Linked DNA regions of Mus musculus: region 2 is linked to region 1. Evidence: chromatin loops called from intact Hi-C (ENCODE). Cell type or tissue: gastrocnemius. All regions are shown on one strand. Links, peaks and the distances in the headings refer to the core of each region. The heading gives the core; the rest is flanking DNA. Region 1 holds the start of Wnk1 (WNK lysine deficient protein kinase 1). Region 2 overlaps Ninj2 (ninjurin 2).

What was found. Peaks named below come from ENCODE experiments on the same cell type or tissue, not always from the same donor. Only the 100,000 strongest peaks of a DNase experiment are listed, where the experiment ranks them.
Region 2: a loop joins it to region 1, with 2.5 times the contacts of the local background. A loop is called at or near these places in 16 of 42 quality-filtered maps.

What each region holds. Positions count from the first base shown.
Region 1 is chr6:120,034,595-120,046,229 of GRCm38, reverse strand. Wnk1 (WNK lysine deficient protein kinase 1) reads left to right here and starts at 7,575. Exons shown (of 28, transcript NM_001199084.1): 1 at 7,575-9,356. The coding sequence starts at 8,598. In gastrocnemius, for the core only: CTCF peaks have their summits at 6,455 (motif pointing left) and 9,076; DNase peaks (open chromatin) are centred at 8,089, 8,351, 8,830, 9,069 and 3 more places; H3K4me3 peaks cover 4,691 bases; H3K27ac peaks cover 5,084 bases.
Region 2 is chr6:120,166,461-120,178,095 of GRCm38, reverse strand. The region is part of intron 1 of Ninj2 (ninjurin 2); the gene reads right to left. Among named protein-coding and RNA genes, the nearest start is that of Gm25327, 29 kb to the right of the region's middle. In gastrocnemius, for the core only: no CTCF peak of the experiment used is centred there; no DNase peak of the experiment used is centred there; H3K27ac peaks cover 1,985 bases.

The DNA of each region.
Region 1 (11,635 bases), core at 2,347-10,346:
GTGGCTCACAACCATGCATAATGAGATCTGATGCCTTCTTCTAGTGTGTCTGAAGACAGCTACAGTGTACTCACATACATGAAATAAATGATTCTTTAAAAAAAAAAAGAAAGAAAAGCCCTATCTTGAAAACCAAACAAACAAAAATACAAACAACAACAACAAAAAACAAGCAGAAAGAGTATTTGTGTTTGGATATTTTGCCTGCCTGTGTGTATGTCTGTGTACCACATGAATGCCTGTTGGTCGTGAAGGCCAGAAGAGGGGGTCAGATACAGATGATTATGAGCAGCCATATGGATGCTGGGAATCAACCAAGGTTCTTTGGAAGATCATTGCTCTCAACCTCTCAGCTCCTTCTCCAGCCCGGCATGAAGTTTAATACCATTGCACCAAGTCAGTCCATCACTTGCTGCCTGAGTCCTACCTATAGGGATGGTATAGGCCTTGCAGGCTTGTCAGCTGACCATACCTGTCATTTTACACAGTTCCAGAGTCTTTAAGCCATACGTAAAAACCAGCCTTTGCCATGGGAATCTTTTCCAGATTAATTCACTTCAGCTTTGTGCATGGCTCCCAGGGCTACCGGCAGCAGTTCAAAACATGCTTTCTCCCAGAAGGCTAATTACAAGACAGGACGTGTGCTGTTTGCCAGGGACTTGGTTTGTAGCCAGGTTATTCTAGTTGAGAGGAGTTTCTGATGATTAATTTAAGAAAATCATTGAACAATAGTAAGGTAAATAATAGCACACTTAATTCTCACGAAGGACCTTTAAAACTGCCTTTCTAAGTCCAGCATGGTAGCCCACAATTGTCATGACAATACTTGGTAGACTGAGGACAATTGTTGTAAACTAGAGGCCAACCAGGATGACATAGTAAATTCCAGGCCAGCCTAGGAAAAATGCACTACAAAAAAGCAAGTATTTCATGCACTACATTCCTACCGAAGATTGTTCTTTTTATTTTTAATTCATATTGAGCTGGGCATCCTATATTTTATCTGCTATGTGACAAGAGCTACCATATTGATAATAAAGGTACGGATTGTCTTATTTCTTGCAAAGCTTCTCAAAGTTATAGATGCCTGTAAAATCTCAATCAATGAGGAAAAGTGATAATGATTTTGTTTTTGGAATCATTTGACTTCTGAAAGGAAGACCACTCCAGGACTACTAAACTAATGTAATTCATATTAACAATTGTTTCCTGGATGCCTTGTCCATACAAACAAAGAGATACTCATTTGTGATTCCCAGGACCTGTGCCCACTTTAGTTGGTGCCTTGTTGGCCTGAGTGTTAATGTTTGAATACCATTCCTAGCTGTGGGGAAAGTGAGAAAGAGTAAGCCTTGAGAGCTTCCACTCCAGGAGATCAAAACCCGAGGAAGAAATCAGATACTTAATTTTACTTTATTTCATGTTGCTTTGTCTAATTAATTATTTAATAGCTGGTGCTGCGGATTGGATCTAGAGCCCGAAAGAAGCTATCATATGCTCCACTACTAAGCTCCTTCCTTCTGAAAAAGGAGCAAAGTAAAAAAGGGTTTAGCTATATAACAAATTCTAAGTGATGTATACATACATATATATATATATATATATATATATATATACATATATATATATATATATACACATATATACTCACATACACATATGTGCAGTTAGCCATAGAGGGACTCACTGGTGGGCAAGGGTTGTTTGGGAGTTTTGTTTTGTTAAGGTCTCAGAAAGTCTTCTCAGCTTTCCTTTCAAGGACTTGACAAACTGCAAATGCTTTAGACCCTTGTGGAATTAAATCAAGATGGGTAGTATTTGTACTTGTGGAATCCAAGAAAAATTTCCCTGCTGTCTGCAGAGAACTGATTTTTCCACCACCAACTACTCAAACTGTCCTCCCTTGAGGGTCATCTAGCCCTTGTTCTGCCCACACTACTGCAATGAAATTGCTGATTAAAACTTATCCACCCTTTTCTTCATCTCTACTCCTAGATGGCAGCCTCTCTCTCTTTCCCAGTATTGCTTTCTAGAAATCAACAAACCAAAAATTTCCCATGATTTTTGAGCTTAGACCATGACTAATAGCTGAACAGCATTTTGTACTGAGGAATTCTTGAAGCTGTAATGCTGCCTGGCTTTGAGTTTTTCTCCAGGAGTGAATAGCAGGGGAGTCAAGAGATCATACCCATCTCTGGAGGCAGCCAGCATCCAAGCAGTCCAGGATATAAACATGGATACCTGGAGCTGGGCAGTGGTGGTGCATGCCTTTAATTCCAGCACTTGGGAGGCAGAGGCAGGTGGATTTCTGAGTTCGAGGCCAGCCTGGGCTACAGAGTGAGTTCCAGGACAGCCAGGACTACACAGAGAAACCCTGTCTCAAACAAAACAAAACAAAACAAAACAAACAAAAAAGATGGATGCTTGGCCTCTTTCAGGGTAACTTTGCATTCGTTTCAGAAGTTCAGCACATGCTTCTATTACAACAGCATGGCAGGTGACTACATCCCTTCGTTAGTTCTGCCTCCCATCTTCCCCATGGTGGTAGTAATCATTCTGAACTCCCGTTAAAACCCTAGGACCTAGCCACTTGGCTTTAATCTCAATATTTTTGAGGTAGAGGCAGGTAGATCTCTGTGAGTTCAATGCCAGCCTTGCCTACAGAGCCAGTTCTAGGACAGCCAGTGCTACATAATAGAGAGACCCTATCTGAAAAAACAAACACAAACAAACAATTCTCAAAATCAAACCAAACCAAACCAAACGAAAACCCAGGAACCAATCAGCCTTGCACGTACATCAACTTACAGGGCTCTTTCTGGGGAAGCTTACCTAAGATGTACGTTGTTGAAACATCTCTTAAGTAACCATTCAGATTCTTAGGACAAATTTCAAGGTTTGTCAAGGCTGGGTTTTTTTTTCTACTGCTTAGGAGAAATGAGGGCTTGTTTGCCCCCTTTTCAGAGAGATGTGCAAACATTACAGAGGCAGAAGAATGAGTGGTTTTTGGGAATGAGAATGGAAATCTCCCTCATTGCTTGCATTAAGTCAGATGAGCAGACTGGCAGGTGCCTGTAGTTCATCTTCCTTTTCCTCTGTGAAATGCAGACCCAGGGAGATCTGCAGATTTTTAAATGCCCTTGAGCTGACCCAAGCCTGACAAACAAAGTAATCACCATTACAGAGAAGGGGTGAAGGGGTCCTATGGACCAATTTCACCCTCTGCAAGGAGTAACCACTTCCCCTTTCCTCCTTCCTCTAAGCTGCTTCTCATTTGTCCTCCTAACTAGATACTCCTGCAAGACTAGAAGCTGCTCTTAGGAGCCTTGGGAGTGGACTTGACACCTCTGATTCATAATAACTTAACCCTGTGGAATTTGACTAATATCTCTCAGCTGTCATTCATTCATCTCTCCTCATGGCTTTGTCTGTTAACTCAGCTTAGTTGCAAAAAGGGAAATTCCCACTCCTAGTCGGGTGGAGGTTCCTCTGTAGACCATGCACCATCCTGTATATCACATTAGCTTCTTAAATTTCACAATAACCAAAGGTATATTACACCTGCTTTTTTTTTTCTCTTTCTGAACACACAGAACACCAGAGGTCAATCAAAGAGTTATTTAATTTGTTTATTTAATCTGCATGTGTGTGTGTTTGCCGTACTAGGGATCTGACACAAGAAGGCCATACGCACGGCAGCATGCGTTCGGCCACTGAGCTGCATTCCCAATCCATAATTTAGTTCTCTGAGAAGTGTAACCTCCTCTTCTACAGAAGTTAAATCAGCTTAGTGTACTTGGGCATGTGAAGCAGTGGCTTTGGATAATCCTAATGTTGCCAGTGTTAGTATTGGTAGAGTTTTGTTTTAGTAATGATCAGCTTGGTTTTCTTCCTAAATGCTCTACAGTCTTAGCTATCCTAATGCGATGTGTGGGTCAGAAAAAGCTTCTGAAATTGGCATGGTCTATGAACAACTACTCAACAGCCTTGTTGTTTCATTGATTAATTGATCCACTAATTAATTAAAGAGGGTCTTCGGTGCTCATAGATGTCAGAAGAGGGCATTGGGGGCCCTGGAGCTGGAGTTACAGACAGTTGTGAGCCACCATGCGAGTGCTGGGAATCAAACTAGGGTCCATTGGAAGAGCAATCAATGCTCTTAACCTCTGAGCCATCTCTCCACATTAATCTGTTTACTCCTTAGGGTTTTGCTTATAAAGTGAAGATTAAAAAGCTTACTTCCTGTGAAGTAGTTACGAAGTTCAGATAGGCCTGTTTGTGTAAAGATCTTGACATATAAGTAACTGTCTGATCAATGGTAGACATTATTTTACAGAACAAAGTGAGTGAAGACTGAAAAAAAAAAAAGGAAACGTGCTGACCTCTTTTTAAACGTTTCTGACAAGTTAATATTAATTGTATAGCAAGACTTCTCTATGTGAAGTTTATCTAGATACACTGAGTCAAGGAATCATAAATAAAACCAAATCATTTTAGAAGGTGATCTATGACACAGAGGTGAAAATAAGGGATAATGAAATTTGAGGGAAGAGGAGATTATTTCTAGATAAAGAAGTCAGAGGGGTTTCTTGACTGACATTCATACTTGAAGTTGAGATCCATACTATCCAGCATTCAACCTGTACATAGTGAGCTTTTGTAAAACAGTAAACACAAGCGAGAGCTTAAAAGAAGGCCAAGCACAGTTGGGAATGACAGGAATGAAACAAAACTCATTCACACGCAAGTCAAAGGAACATGGAAAAGGAGGGAAAAAAAAGAAAAAAGAAAAAAAAAAAAAAAAAGGGAAAGAGGCCCTCCATAAGCCACATCCAGGAAGCTACCGGGAACTGTACCATACTCTAGATCAAGTATGTGTTCAGTTCATTTCAGCCACTGTCTACCTTAAAGCTGTTGCCGACTTTTATTGCCTGTAAGTTATCAATGGGAAGAGAGAAGCATGAATCAACACACTGAAGAAGAAAAACAGATTTGCATTCTTGGTCACCCAAATGCCAGTGCTTCAGATGTTCATTCTGAGTGCATTTGTGTATACTAAGCTCTTCCACACACTTCTTTCTTCCTTTCTTTCTTTCTTTCTTTCTTTCTTTCTTTCTTTCTTTCTTTCTTGGCTTTTTTAAGACAGGGTTTCTCTGTATAACCCTGGCTGTCCGTTCCACACACTTCTATTTAGTCTCTTGCTGGTTTGTGTGGACGGGAGAGAACTTGAAAACAAACTCCAGAGAAAGGGAAAGTATGATCTGGAATTATAGTCAAGAATAACAGGGAACTTAGTACGGATTTAATCATTATAAAGAGAGATGAACATGTGAGCGTAGTAAATCTCCATACTATAGTTCAACCTTTAAGTCTAACCGTCCCACACAGCGACGATACTCACCATTGTATCTGTTTTCCTAGTAAAGCTAAGTAGGAAAAGTTGTCATGTGGATAAGTGTGGTTTTTAAAGTCAATGATTAGTAGGTTATTTATAATGACTAGGTATTCTTGCTTGAAATGATGTGTTGACAGGTCATGGCTATATTATATATATTAAGGAAGTTGTGCCCATTGTCATGTGACCAAAGTTGCAGGGTTTAGTAAATAAGAATAAGCAACAACGATAAAATTGTTTCAGAACCACCTGGACAGAAATATCCTAATTTCTTTTTATAGAAACAAACATACAATAAATAAAAAAAAAACTGTGATTTACTGGTCTTTTAAAAACCCACCACTGTATAATTAAGTTTCTTTGTGTTATAAACAAAGTTTTCTCTGGTAAAGCAACTTTGAGAAAATTATAATCAACAGTCTTAAGAAGTACAAGAAAAATGCACTTCATAGTTACTTCTTCATTTGCTGACATTAGATTTATCACTGGAGATAAACCACTAATTAAATGTACTAAAACAGACTTACCATTAATAAAGTGAACTAATGATTTTCTAAAACAGTAGAGCACTAATATTTCAGTATTCTTCCTGCCCCTTCTGCACTTGTATTTCAAACTGTTCACAACCTGCCTTCTTTATTAAATCTAACAGCCATAGGGTTCAAACAAACACTAAAACTTACATGGTAGATTTCGGCAAGAAAAAAAAAAAGGAAACGTGCTGACTTCTTTTTAAACGTTTCTGATAAGTTAATATTAATTGTATAGCAAGACTTCTCTATGCGAAGTTTATCTAGATACACTGAGTCAAGGAATCTTCCGTTTAGCCGCTTCCAAATCACTCAGAGATCCTCTCATATAGTCTTGGACAAGGAAAACGCGCTTCAGAGCTCGCTCCAGTCCTGGGCTGCGACTGCAGCGTATTCACGCTCGGGTGCGGTTGCGTACGTTTAAGCGCTTCCCGCTCTCACCGGTTGGGTTAAGACTTGTAACTGCCATCTGGCTCATAAATTTGGTTTCCTACTCTGTCTGGTGCCCCCTGGTGCTCATCACAACTATAATCTTACGTAGTAGCAAAGGTGGTCCAGGAAGCACTAAAGATATTTTGAAGAGAAGAATTCCATTACTGTAAACTGCACGGATCTAGGTTTCCGGAGATCCGCGCCTTGGTATAAATTACATATGTGTACATATGCAAGTGTAGTACAGAAAGGGGATGTTTTACTGAGCCACCGAGGCAGGGTATAAGAAAACAAAAGGAAAATAATTTTTACTCAAATATAGAGGCAAAAGTCAACTATGTCCTCTCAAGTTTGTAATCAAAGATTAAAGATGTAGAATATCTTCGAACTCGACCTCCTCCCATGCTTGTCACCCGCCTCTCCCCGCCCCCTACACCTCCCGTTCCCGTTAAGTTTCCGGCAAAGCAAAGAGGTTCGCTCTGATCCTGGGTTTTATTTAGTAGGCAGCCCATCTTTGCAGCCAAAGTACTTGTTTGGAAACTGGAGATGAGCATGCGGCTTTAGTTGTTGTGAAGAAGAGAAGGATGGAATATATTTTGTTTACCCTCACCCATCTAATCAACAGTGATGGTATGTGCACTCTTCACAAAGTTTTCTGGGAGTCTTCGAATTCAGGCTCAGGTTATTCAGCTTTACCTCCTTCTCCACTCCCACACCCCTAGTCACAACACTAAGGAGGCTCTCCATTAAAGACGAACAACATCATTTTTCATTGCATGGCAGCTCTACGAGCTATCTAAGCAGAACATGACGGAAGTCTCTCATTCTCTCCTTTCTTTTCTTCTCCTTTCTTCTCTTCTTTTGCAATTGATTCCTAAATAATGATTTTGATAGCGAGCACTGAGTTTGGAACGGAATTGAGCGACCCACGATGACGCTCCCATCAGGCTTTCAGATGGGGCGGTTTTCAAAAAAAGGAACTACAATTCCCAGGAGGCACCAGGCTAGAGCAATCGCAGGGCATCACGGAAGTAGTAGGCGCGTTCCTCCCGGGTTCCTTTCACGGTTTTCACCGCGAAACTACAAATCCCATCGTGCCTCGAGCTCGGCACGCCTGCGCGAGAGCCCCCCGAGCGCGATGTGGGCGGGGCCGCCCCGGGCGGCGGGGGGCGGGGTCCAAGCGGGCTGTGTGGAGGCTTCAGACATCGGCGCCATTTAAAGCGGAGAGTTTTCCCGGGCGGACGCGCTCCTTCTGCTCGGCTATTCCGTACTCCCTTCTTCGCTGACAGAAGGCGCCTAGTGGGGTGACTGCTCTTTTTCTCTCCCTCTCCCCCTCCTCCCAGTTCTTTCGGTCTCCTCTCCTCCTGGCCAGAGAAGTAGCGGAGCCCGGGCCCCGCGGTGAGCGGCCCTCCCCTCCCCACAGTTCCCTCCCTCCTCTGCCCCCGGCGCCGGCCAGAGAGGGGAAGAGGTTCGCCAGGCCCGGGGCGGGCGGGGAGGCCTCGGGGACGGGGGGGGCCGCTCCTCAGGCTTCGAGGCTTCGAGGCTTCGGCCCTCAGCATCTAGTGATGGGCGCCCTCTGAGACTGGTCCCCTCTCCGGGGCGCGTGCTGCCTGAGGCGGCGGCCGAGCGAGCGAGCGAGCGAGCGAGCGACCGGGAACCCGGGCCGCGGCCCTCCTTCCCCTGCGCGGCCCCTCCCACTCCTGTGCCCCGGGCTGCCACCGCCCGGCGTCGGGGCTCGTCCCTCGCGCGCTGTGCCTCCGCCCTCAGGGCCTATCCCGCCGTGCTCGGCGGGCGGGCGGCGACGGCGGCAGCGGCAGCGGAGGGAGCTTAGCCGTCTTCACTTGGGTCGCATCCTCTCGCCCAGGAGCCAATTCCGCGCCCTGCTCCTCATGACTGCGGCGCTTCTGCTGCCCCAGCCCTACCGGCCTCCGCTCGCTGCAGGATGGATGCGGACTGTGCGGCGCTAACCCCCGTGGCTCCGCTCCCTCCTAGCCCGCCGACGAGCCCGCCCCGTGAGCCGCAGCAGCTTCGGTGCCAGCAGCAGCAGCCGCCGCAGCAGCCGGACTCAGTGTCCCGCGTCGCCCTCGGGGCGCCTTGTCAGTGCTGAGTGGGAGTCGTCCGGTGGTTCGGAGCCCGCCGTAGGAGCGCTGCCCAGCACTTCTTGGTGGCTTCTCCGGGTCACCCTTTTCCCTTTTCATTCATAAATCCGAGCCCGCATTCTTCACTCCATCGGACCGACCATGTCTGACGGTGCCGCCGAGAAGCAAAGCGGCACTCCGGGCTTCCTTACGCCTCCGGCGCCCGTCCCCAAGAATGGCTCAAGCTCCGATTCTTCCGTGGGCGAGAAACTGGGGGCTACGGTCGCCGACTCGGGAGTTGGCAGGACGGAGGAATATCGGCGCCGCCGGCACACTATGGACAAGGACAGTCGTGGGGCGGCCGCCACCACCACCCCCACGGAGCACCGATTCTTCCGCCGAAGCGTCATCTGCGACTCCAATGCCACCGCGTTGGAGCTGCCGGGCCTCCCTCTCTCTATCCCGCAACCTAGTGTACCTGCAGTGGTGCCCCAGAGTGCTCCACCCGAACCTCACAGAGAGGAAACTTTGACCGCCACCGTTGCTTCCCAGGTGTCTCAGCAACCCTCGGCTGCTGCCTCCCCTGGGGAACAAGCCGTTGTAGGCTCGGCCACCACGACCGTCCCCAGCAGTACCAGCAAAGACCGCCCGGTGTCCCAGCCCAGCCTCGTGGGGAGCAAAGAGGAGCCACCGCCGTCCAGAAGTGGAAGTGGCAGTGGTGGCGCCAGCGCCAAAGAGGCGCAGGAGGATAGGAGCCAGCAACAGGATGATATCGAAGAGCTGGAGACCAAGGCAGTGGGAATGTCCAATGACGGTCGCTTTCTCAAATTTGACATCGAAATCGGCAGAGGCTCCTTTAAGACAGTCTACAAAGGTCTGGACACCGAAACCACTGTGGAAGTCGCCTGGTGTGAATTGCAGGTAATGCCCCACCCCCTTTTTTCTTATTCGGTCGTTTGGATCCCAAATTTGGCTCTGTTAAGCCAGTTTGTCGAGTTCACTCTTTACTTGTAATTCTCTGACTCTGAGAGGGCGGGAAGACTAGTGTCCAAAGAGGTTGAAATTGGGAGATTGTGGAGCTTGTAGTTAGTTAGGTGTTTGGAAAAGATAGGAACTATTGGTGTCAAGAAGGATTGTTATCAGCCAGGGGTAAAAAGAGTCATTTAAGTACAAACTTGTGTGTTTAATGTCAGGCAGGAGACATGGAATTATTGGAAAAGGGTTTCCCTTCGTGTTGGGGATCGAAGAAGTGGGGCCTGGACAAGTGCTTTCCCACTGAGCTAAATATATCCTCAGCCTTTGGGAATTTTTTTTTTTTCTTTTGCTTTAAGTAAATATCAAACCTTTTTTTCCTGTACACTTCATTCTCTTCTAAGCCTCTGCAATAATGAACTGCCTTGTGTGTTTCCATCTCTAAAATCTGATTGTTAGACAAGACCCTGTACTTTTAAGGAACAACTTTCTTGATAGCAGAATATCATAGCATAGTAGCTAATAAAGGCATGCCTGGAAATCCCAACTACTTACTCTATTGGTCGAGGCAGGAGAGCCTCAAGTTCAAGGCCAGTCTGGCCTGGGTAGTGAGACACTGTCTTTTTTGTTTTGTTTTGTTTTGGTTTTTTCGAGACAGGATTTTGTATAGCCCTGGCTGTCCTGGAACTCATTCTGTAGACCAGGCTGGCCTCGAACTCAGAAATTCACCTGCCTCTGCCTCCCAAGTGCTGGGATTAAAGTCTTGCACCACCATCAAAACAACCACCCAGTCCCTGATTCCCAACTCTCTTTCCCTTTAAGTGCTTTCAGAGTAGGAAGGTACAGTATATACCTACCAATATAACCACCTACAGGTGCTTAAGCCTTATGGCTAGCTGTGATCTGACACTGTTCATTAGTCTGTCTTCATCCTATTCAGTCCATAGTGAATAGTAAAAGTCCATGCAAAATTGTATAAGTGCTTTGAAAGTTGTGATAATACCATCATTGTTGTAATATCTTATAAAAGACTTTTTGTGAGTGTCCCAAAGTATAGCCCAGACTGTCCTGAATTTGTTGATCCCTCTGCCTCAGCCTCCAGAGTATTAGAATTATAAGTTAATGCCACTATGCCAGGGATATAAAAGATTTTTAAATGAAACTTCCCAAGAGTCCGAGGGATTACAGTGCTTTCTTCCTTCCTTCCTTTTTTTTTTTAATCTCAGGGAAATTTTCAGGTTATAAATAAAGTGCAGGTATATGCTAGATTAGTTTGGACTACTAATTGCTTGAATTATAGCAATAAATAAATGTTATTATATTTATTATATAAATTTATATTTATATAAATAATATAATATAATATAATATAATATAATATATATTATAGCGATAAATAAATGTTATTATAAAGCATCTATATAAATATTGGTTTGTTAGCACTTGTTCACATCCAGAAATGAGCATGTATTTGTGGTGGAAGCAGAATTTCAGCTACATCATAGATGAAAGTGCCACTACTGATTTCTTGTCAAGAAAATGGACCAAACTGAAATAGGATTGGAAAGTAACTGAAATAATCTCAGAACTTGATTTACCCAAGAATTAATAAACAGCTTGGTTTCCAAATGTCCCAAGGTCATTTGAAATGTGAAAGGAATAATGTTTGGAATTTGCTTCTATGTGGTGGTGCATGCCTTTAATCCCGACACTCGGGAGGCAGAGGCAGGCGGATTTCTGAGTTGGAGGCCAGCCTGGTCTACAAAGTGAGTTCTAGGACAGCCAGGATTATACAGAGAAACCCTGTCTCAGAAAAAAAAAAAAATGGAGTTTGCTTCTAAATATCTAGTGAAGGTGAGCAATTACCCAGCTTCAACAATTATCAGCATATGATTGTTCACTTAAAGATAGTCGATTAAGCTTTCTCTTCCACTTCTCTATATGCTTGAAATTTATTTTCACCATTGGAAATGAGTGTTCGTTTTGTTTTTATTTTAAAAATGTGAAAGAACGTTAACTCAGCATGTGGAAGCAAACATGAAACTGGCAAGTTCTTGAACATAATTCCTTGAGTTCAACACTTAAAATGGAACTTCTAAGCACATTAATGAAGTAAAATAACCAAAAAAAAAATTACCCCTTGTTAATTTTATAACTGATAAGAGTTGGAAATGTGACAAATATTTATTTATTTATTTATTTATTTATTTAATATTTTGGTTTTTTTC
Region 2 (11,635 bases), core at 2,526-10,525, 130 kb before region 1:
TAGCCTCTGTACACACATATACACACAGACAGACACACAGATACAGACACACAGATACACACACACACACACACACACACACGAACTTCCATGAGGTATGTATTGCCTTCACTCTCACTTTGTAGACAAAGGACCTAAAGTGGTAATTTCGCTGGCAAGTTATCAAGCAGTTAGCCCTCTGATCTGTTCGGGCTGTGCCTCATGAAGACTGGCTGGAGTGCCGCTCAGGGCCCCAGCACAGCTCCTCTTGCAGTACGCCATGGTTCCGTACAGAGCAGCGGTTCCCCACCCTAAAGTCAGAAGACAATGACAAATGGGAGACAATACAGCACACAGGTTAAATGTGAGTGTGTGGCAGGTACAACTTGGCTGATTTCCCTGCTGTGTACTGAGGTCTTAAAAGAGAGTCTAATAAAGAAAATCAGGAAAGGGCTGAGGTGATTGCTCACTGGTAAAGCACTTACTGCTTTTCCAGTGGTCCCAAGTTCCCTTCCCACCACCTATGTCCGGTAGCTTATATCACCTGTAATTCCAGCTTTGGGGAATCCATGGAGCTGGCCTCTGTAAGTATCCACACACACCCGGACACACACACACACACACACACACACACATACATAATTTAAAAGAATATATAAATAAAATTTTTTAAAAAAAACTAGAGACTACGAAGCAAAAAAAAAAAGCATCATATATGTCTGTATAACTGCTCATGTGTGGGTCTGCGTGTATTCTAGTCTGCTCGAAGAGATTTCAAGAGATACTAATCGTGTGGGTGAATCTGGGGCTAATCAAGAATCCTTTGCAGGAATGTTCCAAAATTACCACATGCCTTTTTTGGGCAGGCAATTTGACAATGATCTATTAAAATGTAAAAATGTGGGCCAGTAAGATGGCTTAGCAGGTAGGGGTGCTTGCTACCAAGCCCGATGACCTGAATTTAATCTCATGTGGTAGAAGAAGAGAGCCGACTCCTAAAAGTTGTCCTCTGACCTTCGTAGGTGCACCAGGGCATGTACTCCCTCCAATCCCCTGCAACACACACACACACACACACACACACACACACATGCACACGCACACACATGCCTTAGCCTCATGAGTGCTGGACTTGTGGGTGTGAGTCACTACATCTGGTGAGGATCTGCTTTAAAAGAAGTATAGAGTTGGGAGTGGTGGCGCACGCCTATAAACCCAGCACTTGGGAGGCAGAGGCAGGCAGATTTCTGAGTTCGAGGCCAGATGGTCTACAAAGTGAGTTCCAGGACAGCCAGGGATATACAGAGAAACCCTGTCTCGAAAAACAAAAAAAAACAAAAAGTATAGAAAGACCCCCTAGGGATGGGATGTAGATACGGGAAGACATCAAAAATATATTTAGTTGAAAGAGTCCTTAGAAATATGATGCTATGACCCTATGCTGGTAATAGCTAAGTGACACAGAGGCTGGAGAGACAGGTTGGCAGCTAAGAGTACTTGATGCTCTGAGTTTGAGGCCAGCCTGGTCTAGAGCCTGAGTTCAGGACAGCCAGGACTACACAGAGAAACTGTGTCTTAAAACAAACTAGCAAGCAAGCAACAACAAAAAGAGCAATGATGATCTTGGGAAAGACCCACGCTTGGTTCCTGGCCATCCAAATATTTTCTGTAATATCATGTCTGAATCCATGAGTGGGGAAGGAGACTGCACATTAAGGAAAGTGAGGATGCATAGCCCATAACAGACAGACATGGAAGACTAAAGCAAGCTTGGTGGCAAGCCGTGAGAAGCACGCTGTGTGAGAGACATGCACTGTATTTTATTCCAGAAGAACTGTATTTCCAGAGACACTAAAGTTCCCCCAACATTGTGGAGTGAACCTAGAGTCTCTCACACACTGTTACTGTATCCCCATCCTCTTACACACACACACACACACACACACACACACACACACACCTTCTTATTTTAAGACAAGGTTGCACTAAGTCACCCTATCTGGCCTTGCACTTACCCTGTGCCCAGTGGGCCTTGAATTTGTGATCCTCCTGCCTCAGCCTCCTCAGTGGCTATTATCAGCCTATCTGATCACACGCTGGTTCTCTAGAAGGAACTGCACAGAGGCAGCACTGACATCAGCCTGGAGAGTTAGAGCCATGTGGTGAGTATGGAGATGAGGCTGTCCACAGTGGGGTCCAGAAAGCAGGAATGGAAGACAGTGGGTCACTGGATGCCAGGGCTGTACAGAGGGAGGGTAGAGAGAGTCTCTTCTGACTGGGAGACAACATCGGTGTTTCAGGGTAGAATCCCGCCCCAACCTGCTCTGCAGCCCAAAAGGATGCTATTTCGGAACAACTTTCCAGGAGAGTGGCCTTCAGGTAAAGAAGGCACCTTTAGTAATCTTTGTGGACACACTTGCCAGGTGCTGATTCTGACAACCTGCTGGCCCTTGTGCCAGGCTGTCAGGAAGTTCACCAGGGCCATAGTCCCTTCTGTCTAAGACACATTCTTGAACAGAACCCAGGACAAAGCCATTTAGCATAGAGACAGAAGAAAGACAGTGAGTGGGAAGGGATTTCATTTTATTTTAAATCTTTTTTTAAAAAAAAAGATTTATTTAATGTATATGAGTACACTGTAGCTGTACTGATGGTTGTGAGCCACCATGTGGTTGTTGGGAATTTGAACTCAGGACCTCTGCTCGCTCCAGCCCAAAGATTTATTTATTATTATATCTAAATACACTGTAGCTGCCTTCAGACACACCAGAAGAGGGCGTCAGAACTCATTACAGAGGGTGGTGAGCCACCATGTGGTTGCTGGGACTTGAACTCAGGACCTTCGGAAGAGCAGTCAGTGCTCTTAACTGCTGAGCCAACTCTCCAGCCTGGGGATTTCATTTTATAAAGTGGATGATGGGCCCTGTGGCCCTCTGCTCCAGTCTCTGGATCCAGAACTGTGATGCCCCCGCCCCCCCCCCTCCACTGTCTTTGTGAACAATGAGGGCAGCTGTGGGGCCTGAGGGCTGTGGGGCCCTGCAGTCCTATACCTGATGTCAGGGCTCCCTGTAGCATCTGCCTCCTGCCTGCTGACAGCCCCTTGATAGGGCAAAAATAGCCCTGTCACCCTCACTTTCCTCTGTCACACACGTCAACAACTTGCCTTGGCATCGGGTCCATCCTTTTTCTTTGCCATAACAGCGAAGCCCCCACTGTCTGTGCCAAATACAGACTCATCTGTCACCTTGACCAGCAGATTAGGAGCAACTCTGACTGTAGAAGTTTCTGGAAGGGTAATGCTTAGGAGCTCAATAGAGCTAGTCATAAAACCAGAGGCCTTTTGGCTGAGCCCGGGGTGGCTGGAGGGACAGTGTCTACTGTGGATAGACGTCACTGAGGGAGTGTCAGGGCGTCATGGGCCTGGCTTCCCTCTCTCAGCTCAGCTTATCTTAACCTGCAGCTGGCCTCGGGCTCTTTGGGAGTAGCCTGAGAGGGGTTTCTGCTGGTCCCATTCTAATAGGAAACCCTCTGGACAGAGTGAACTGGCTATGGTAGGTGGGGCCTGAGAAATAACTGGTCAGCTAAGAGCAAAGAACTTCCCTGTTCTCACCAGCTCTTCCTTTCCCCCTTGCCTACTCAGCCTTCCGGGACTCTTTAAACCTAAAGACTCAGAGCCTCTAGTACCAGCCAAAACACTGCCCCATTTACATTAGTGATGAACTTCGGTTAATCTGTAACCAATGAAAGATGTGGACTTTGAAATCAAAGCAGGGGGTCAAATTCAGCTTTACCACTTATCGGGCAATAGAAGATGTGTGAGCCTCGGTAACCGTCAGGTTCTCTGTCACTGGGATGCTCTGACCATACAGATACTGTGTTGTCATGAAACCACACTAGTGTCCTGGGTTATTGGGAGGAAGTGCCACTGGAGCTCAGGGCATTCACTGCTGATCTGCCTCTCCAGTCCTGAGGATGGAAGCCAGGGCTGTGGGCTGTCAGGAGAACGCTCTATCCCTGAGCTACAACCCCAGTCTTGTTTTGGATTTGAGACAGTTTTACTGAGTTACTCAGGCTAGCTTCAAACTTGAAATCTTTAGCCTCTCTAATGTCGGGGATTCCATGCTACATTGTCACACCCAGCTACTCTGACTCACCTCAGGAATATCCAACAAAATGGTCCTGAACAACAGGACAACACTATCAGGCATTCTGGCTCCTGGGTCCAGATCCTTAGGGAGACAATACTTGCTGAAGCACAGCGATTCACTCCTGGATTCATGATCGATTATATCTGTCTGTTCTGTTTAAGATGGGATCAGTCGCACCGTGTCGTTTCGCTCAGGCTTGTCTCACACTCCTTGCTCCCTGACCCTGTCTCTCCGGCAGCTCAGATTAGAGGCCTGCAGCCAGGTTCTTGACTTGGAGCTCTAAAAGAAAAATTAATTTTGAGGCAGATGTGGAGGTGCACGTCTACAGTGCCAGCACTTGGGAGGCTGAGGCAGAAGGATTATGAACTTGACATCAGCCTGCACTTTAAAACAAAACCCTTTCTCAATAAATAACTCAATAGATAAATAAGCTGGAGAGACAAGTCGTTATGAAAGAGCAAGCCTGGCTTGTCTTGCTCCCTTCCGCTCTCACTGTGTGACGCTCTTTCTTTTCCCTCTGTCTTGTGTGCTTTCTTGCCACATGGTGCTACCTACCTACCATGAGTCCCTCAGCAGAAGCCAAGTCAATGCCGTGCCTTTACATATTTACAGATTAGAGTTAAACTCCTTTCTCTCTCTCTCTTTCTCTCTCTCTCTTTCTTTCTTTCTTTCTTTCTTTCTTTCTTTCTTTCTTTCTTTCTTTTCTTCCTTCCTTCTTTCCTTCCTTCCTTCCTTCCTTCTTCCTTCTTCCCTCCCTCCCTCCTTCCTTTCTTTCTCTGTCTCTCTCTATCTCTTCCTTTCTTCCTTTCTTCCTTTCTTTCTTTCTTTCTTTCTTTCTTTCTTTCTTTCTTTCTTTCTTTCTTTCTTTCTTTCTTCTTTCCTTTCTCTCTCTCTCTCTCTCTCTCTCTCTCTCTCTCTCTCTCTTTCTTTCTTTCTTTCTTTCTTTTTCAAGACAGGGTTTCATGTAGCTCAGGTAGGCTTCAGACTCACTGAGTAGCCAGGCTGACTTTGAACTCCTGATTCTGCTACCTCTACTGCCAAAGTTCTAGGGTTAGAGGCATGTGCAACCATAGACATAGGCAACCACTCTTCTTTATCAAGTACCCAGCACAGGACATTTTGTGACAGCAACACAAACCAGGTCATGACGTCATTCCTCTCCACTGTAAAATTACTTCCCTATATTTACACTCTACTTGGGATGAGGGGAGTAAATTCAGCCCACACTAAAGAAGAATAACTCCTAAAAATGTTCACGATGGCTGTCTCATGTGAACATTTACATCCTGTCTCATGTAATCGAGCTCTATCCCGTTCACCCACACTACAGTCGGTAAATATGTCTCAATTCCTCCTAGCCTACCTTGCAATTTATGTGTTACACAAGTCAAGCCACTTGTCCTGTAGAGCCACTCATGGTGAGGTATTTAGCCTGCAAAATGACCTCCTGGTGTTCACACCCTATTCTGTCCCTTCCCACACTGGGTCTGGCTCATCTGCTCAACCAACAGGAATGCTGTATTTCTGGTGTTGTGCAGTTTTCAGGGCAGTGTCATAGGAGGCATTGTTCCCGTTTTGCTGTCTTTTGAATTCCTCGCCCTGGGAACCAGCTGCCACGTCATCAGCCTAGCATCCTATGGAAATGGCAAGAGACTGAACCTTGAACAGGAAGCAGCACTCCTTGGCCAACCTGCCAGCTTTGTGCACGGGTCTTCCTTTTCTCTTTTTGGAAACAGAGTTTAGCTTTGTTGGCCAAGCTGCCTCAAACTCCTGGGAAGCAATCCTCCTGCCTCAGGAGTGAGGGGGACTGCAGGTATGGAGCACTGGTTCAGACTTGAGTGAGCAAGCAGAAAAGTGGCCCCTTTCGAGGGTCTGGGTCTGGCTGACGTCCTGAATGCAATCCCGTGGGCTTCAAAGGCAGAGCCACTCCTGAATCCCAACCCACAGAAGCTCACTGCTCCTCTGCTGGCTGTGTTGCCTGTGCCCACCGGCTAGATCTAGACCGGCGTTAGACTTAGGATGCATTTGGGGGAGGAGTTGTTTTACCAGCACACTGAACACACAATTCTCCATTACAGGTATGTTCCTCTCAGCCTAGTGAAATGTCATGGTGTACTATCAGTCTATATCTTTGCTCCATCATGCCCGATCTCCTTTTGACATCCCTGTTTGATATCCCCAGCTTTACCACATCGGGCTTAGGTATGGGTTTTCAGCGCCTCCTTTCCCTTTCTTTGTGTGCATGGTATATGGATGTGTGCGTGTGGGGCTGCGTGGGTGCGGGCGGGTGCACATGCCTCTCTGAGGATGCACACAGAGAGCACAGGGTTGCATGTCTTCCTTAACTGCTCCATGGAAGACAGGCCGCACTTCCTCAAAGGGATTCACATGGGTGACCATTCCTGGGTATCCACTCAAGGAAGGAAAACGTGTCCAGTGAGCCACACTTGTTATCCCAGCAATCTGGGAGGCTGAGGCAGAAGGAGCACTATGATTTCAAGGAGAGCTTGACTTCATAATGATTTTGAAGAAGATTCTGGAATAGATTTTTTTGTTTGTTTGTTTGCTTTGTTTATGTTTTTTCGAGACAAGGTTTCTCTGTGTAGCCCTGGCTGTCCTGGAACTCACTCTGTAGACCAGGCTGGCCTCAAACTCAGAAATCCACCTGCCTCTGCCTCCCGAGTGCTGGGATTAAAGGCGTACGCCACCACACCCAGCTGGAATAGATTTTTTTTTAAAGAAAAAAAAAAAAAAGCAATCCTTGTCCTTATAGACATAATCAAGGAGAAGAAGGATCCAGCAAGATGGCTCAGTGGGTAAAAGTTGAGCTCATTCCACCAAGTCTGCTGACCTGCGTTGGCTTCCCAGAACCTTTCTGTGGAGAGAGACCAACCATCTTACCCTCTACACGCACAGTCATGGACTTCTGACACCCACCAAGCAAACAAAATAAATACCTACATACATAAACATAACAGTTATTTTCCAATTAAAAAAAAGGGCGGGGGAGAACCAGGCTGGGATGTAGCTCCGATGGTACGTATTTGTCTAGCACACACTAGGTACTGGGTTCAACCCTCTGCCTTGCATAAGGTGGACATGGCGGCAACACCTACAATCCCAACACTTGGTGGGGAAAAAAAAAAAAAAGAAGGGTGGTAAATTCAAGGTCATCCTCCACTCTGTAGCCCTTCCAGTTAGCTTACACCTTAGAGAAAGAACCTAGACACTTCTTGGTGCCATGAGGAGTAAGACAAGACATTCTCCCTGCTTCTCTGAAATGCACTGCTCCTCAGGCTGTGAGCCAATGGGGCTTCAAAACACTGTGCTAAGCAAGTAGCTGGACACAGAAGGCCCGAAGTACTGCCCAGTTGGGGAAAAGCTGCAGAGACAAGAGACAGGTTAGCAGATGCCTAGGACTAGAAGCAAGAAGAACATGAGAGTGAGATTTCCTCCTGCCTGCCTGCCTGCCTTCCTTTTTCTGCCTTTGGAAACAGCCTTACACTGTAGCCCAAACCTGCTTGAAACTCACTAAGTAGCCCAGAAGAGCCTCAACCTGTGGCAATCCTCCTGTCCCCAGGCGTCTGGTAAGGGCCCTTCCCCTATGCATGGTGGCCTGCTGATGGCCCAGTCTTGTGCTGGAGCCACAGCTGCAGTGGGTCTGTTGTGACCCTGTCCAGAAGATCCTGTTTTGGAGCACTCTGCCCCAGCTTTTCACATTGGTTTTGTCCCCTTCTCCATGATATTCTCTGAGGAGACACTTGGAGCAGCTGTGAGTCTCTGCACAAACTGGCCAGTGGCGACATTGACCACAGAGACCATGAGCAAAAATAAATCCCTCCTGGTTTAAGTTATTGCCCACCCCCTTCTCAGGAAGAATAATTAATCCACACACTGCAAGGAAGCAACAGACTGGGCAGCAATTGTACCGCCTGTCCCTTAAGTTATTTCTGTCAGGTATTTCTGTCACTATGATGAGAAGTCTAACACAGTAATCTACATGTGATCTTAGCCAAAGGCTGAAAAGTGATTGAAAAGCTTTCATCACAAATCTTTTTTAAAAATTGCTCTGAATAAAGTGGCATGTGTAACACCAGCTGTGTGTATTTATGACTTCAATTTTTCTCTTTTAGGTAATTCCTCACTCTGTAGCTCAGGCTGGCCTGAGACTCACTTGGTAGACCAGGCTGGCCTGGATCTTGTGATCCTCTGGCTCCAGGCTCCCCAGTGCTGGGATTACAGACAGATGGCAGGGCTAAGAATCTCAGTACTCTGGGATAAATCAAAACCCTGTCATAGATGAAGTAGGTTGGTTTCTAGGATGTTCTAGGTTGTGGGCTCCTGGGTGATGTCCATGTTCTGGCATCTGTGTGACCTTAGGAGAGTCAGTTGGGTCAGGAGGGTTGCCTGTGCCTCCATGTCTTGTGTATAGAAGGAGAACAATGACAATGTCTTCCTACGAAAGCTGGAAGTGTGTACAGGGCTTGTGGGAAGTACGCTGTTATCCTCTGCCGTCTCATGGCTGGGCTGTTGGAGTATCTGTTATGTCTCCCATTACATACTCTCCCACTGAGAACACAGTGACGTATAAGAACTCTAACCTGACCCTGACAGACTTACAGGTAATGAGGAGCCAGTGGGGGAAAGCAGATCAGAGAAACAGAGCATAAAGGCCAAGAGGGATCACATACATAAAGTAAGGAGATATTTTATACCATAGGTTCCTGACTTCAAGTGACTCAACTTTGATTTAATTTTTTAAAAGTCTTTCTTTTTTTTATAAAGATTTATTTACTCATTTTAATGTATATGAAATGTTGCTATCTTCAGACACATCAGAAGAGGGTGTCAGATATCATTATAGATGATGATGAGCCACCATGTGGTTGTTGGGATTTGAACTCAGGACCTCTGGAAGAGCAGTCAGTACACTTAACCGCTGAGCCATCTCTCCAGCACCAAAAAGTGTTTCTTATTATTGTTTGTGAGGCTGGCATGTGTGTGTGGGCAGAGTTAAGATGACAGGTTTCAGGGACTGGTCTCCTTCCAACCAGGGGATCAAGAGGCAGCAAGTGTCTCCCACCCCTTCTCTGCTAAGCCATCTTGCTGGCCCCAGCTTTCGATTTTTTTACTTCCCCTTAGAGCAAACAGTCATAAGTATTCAGTAGAAAACACCTGGCACTCATTACTCTGCTGTGCCACCTCTATACAATCCACAAATTCTGACAGTGCTGGGACACAGCCAAGGGCAACCTGTAGAGCTGGGATGGTCAGGTGTTTGTTACTGAAGGCACACTTTTACGTCATGAAATTTCCCATTCAATGGCAGGCTTTGGGGCTGTATCTTCCTGGTAAGTAGAGGTTGAATCAGAACATAGGATGGAGTAAAGGGATTTTACTGGAAACGGGGCACAGTAGCACACATCTGTAATCCCAGCACTTGGGATCATGGTGGGGTCGAGGGCAGTCTACACTGCATAGTGCAACTTGGTCTTAAACAGCTATGTACGTGTGGATGGGGGGGGGGGTTGAGATAATGCAGGGCAACTGAAGTTCTTTCCTCTTGCCATTGACCAAAATTCCATTAAAGCTAGGTCTCTTAGGGGTCAAAGAAAAGAAAGTATTTTGGAATTGATCATAGTGTCCGGGGACTTATAATAGAGTTTCTGTTACCGATATACACTTCTCTCTTTTGATTTAATTTTGACTTTTGACAGAGCTGAGGATGGAACCTAGAGCCTCACAAAGATGACACTCTCCCTCTGAGCCACAGTCCAGCCCCTAATGAGTCAGGGAGAGTCTTGTAGGCTATTGCATCTCTGAAGATGAAGCTAACAACACTAGGAGTGTGAATCAACATGGCGCCACGGTGTGTGTGTGTGGTATGGTGTGGGGAGGACCACTGGATTTGAGAGGTGAGGTCTGAAAGCCCTTGCAGTGGGGAAGCCCTCTAATGTACTGCTGCTCTGCCCCTGTGAAGCACCTTTCAGGATCCCAGCAGGATTTGTCTTTGGAACTGTTTTGTTGGTGTGAGTGGGAGATCCCCTCCTGAGACAAATTAACTGTCCATGTATGAAAACAGTTCACAGGCATCTGCAGATAAGCTTCCTGTCAAGAGATGAGCTTGTTAATCAATGGGGTGATAAAGAGCTGCTCACGGGCAGAGTCCATGCACGGCTGCAGTGTGCAAGCCTGTAGCTGTCATTCTCTCTGTGTGTACATAAGTGCAGATGGGGCTTTGCCAATGACCTGTCGTTAGAGTGCTTATGTTTCCCTACTTGACTGTAGCTCATGGATCCTCCTCATGCACTTCCCTTGGGTCATGGGTAAGAGTGCCAGATCCTCTGTTTATTAGGGAGCAATGTCTACAACTATTACCCCCATTCTCGCTTTCTCTAACTCTACCAAGGGTTGACTGGGATAGTCAGTGGTGCCAGCCTGTATGTATATACAGACAGTGAATGGTATGGACCTAGCCACCGGCCACTTCAAAGAAAGAGTTCACTAGTGACTCAGCCTAGACTGGTGAGGAGAAAGGGAGGGAGATGGTCACACCTCTCCAGGAATTTTAGTCCGTGGTCACGGATTCTATTGCTTGTGAGTCTGTGGGGAGGCAATGAGAGATAGCAGGCAGCATGGGTACAGTGTAGCGGCCAAGAAGTAAAGAGAGAAAGATGTTAGGGACAAGACAGACAAGACAGTCCCTGAGGACACACTGTTCAATTGTGTCCTAAGTTTCTATTGTCTCCCAAATGCCTGTCAAACTAAGGGTTCGTCAACAAAGGTGTTCACTGATGGGTCAGACCTGCTTGGTATGGCTGCAATAGGGACTAAGCATTCACATTCAGGTCTGGGGGACGCTTTTGGTCTACCCCATAACAGCACCCAGAATACACTCTTCTACTGGGTCATCACCTCTAGTGATGGACACCACTGCCCTAACAGAAAGTTTAATCATCTATAGGTTCATAATTAAAAAAAATACTTTGGACAAGAATGTATTTTTTTAAAGAGTTTCTTATTTATTTATTACATGTAAGTACCCTGTAGCTGTCTTCAGACACTCCAGAAGAAGGCGTCAGGTCTCATTACGGATGGTTGTGAGCCACCATGTGGTTGCTGGGAATTGAACTCAGGATCTTCGGAAGAGCAGTCAGTGCTCTTAACCACTGAGCCATCTCTCCAGCCCCGAATGTATTTTTTTTATAAGTAGAAAAATGTTGAAGTAGACAAGATATAAATTTCAAAAGTATCTCCTGTTCGGTCAATTTGTTTTCAAAAGCCTTAACAAAAGCCATACTTCCCAAGCCAGATGTGATGGTTCAAAGCTGTGTACCCAGCACACAGGAAAGGAAGGCAGGAGGATTTTGAGTTTGAGGCTAGCCTGGGCTATACAAGTTCCAGGCCAGGTTGCCCTTCCCACTTTAAGCAGTAGTGCCATTGTAGAAACCAATCCTAGGAAAAGAATCAGGGATTCTTTAGAAATGTTCATTATGACAAGTTTACTA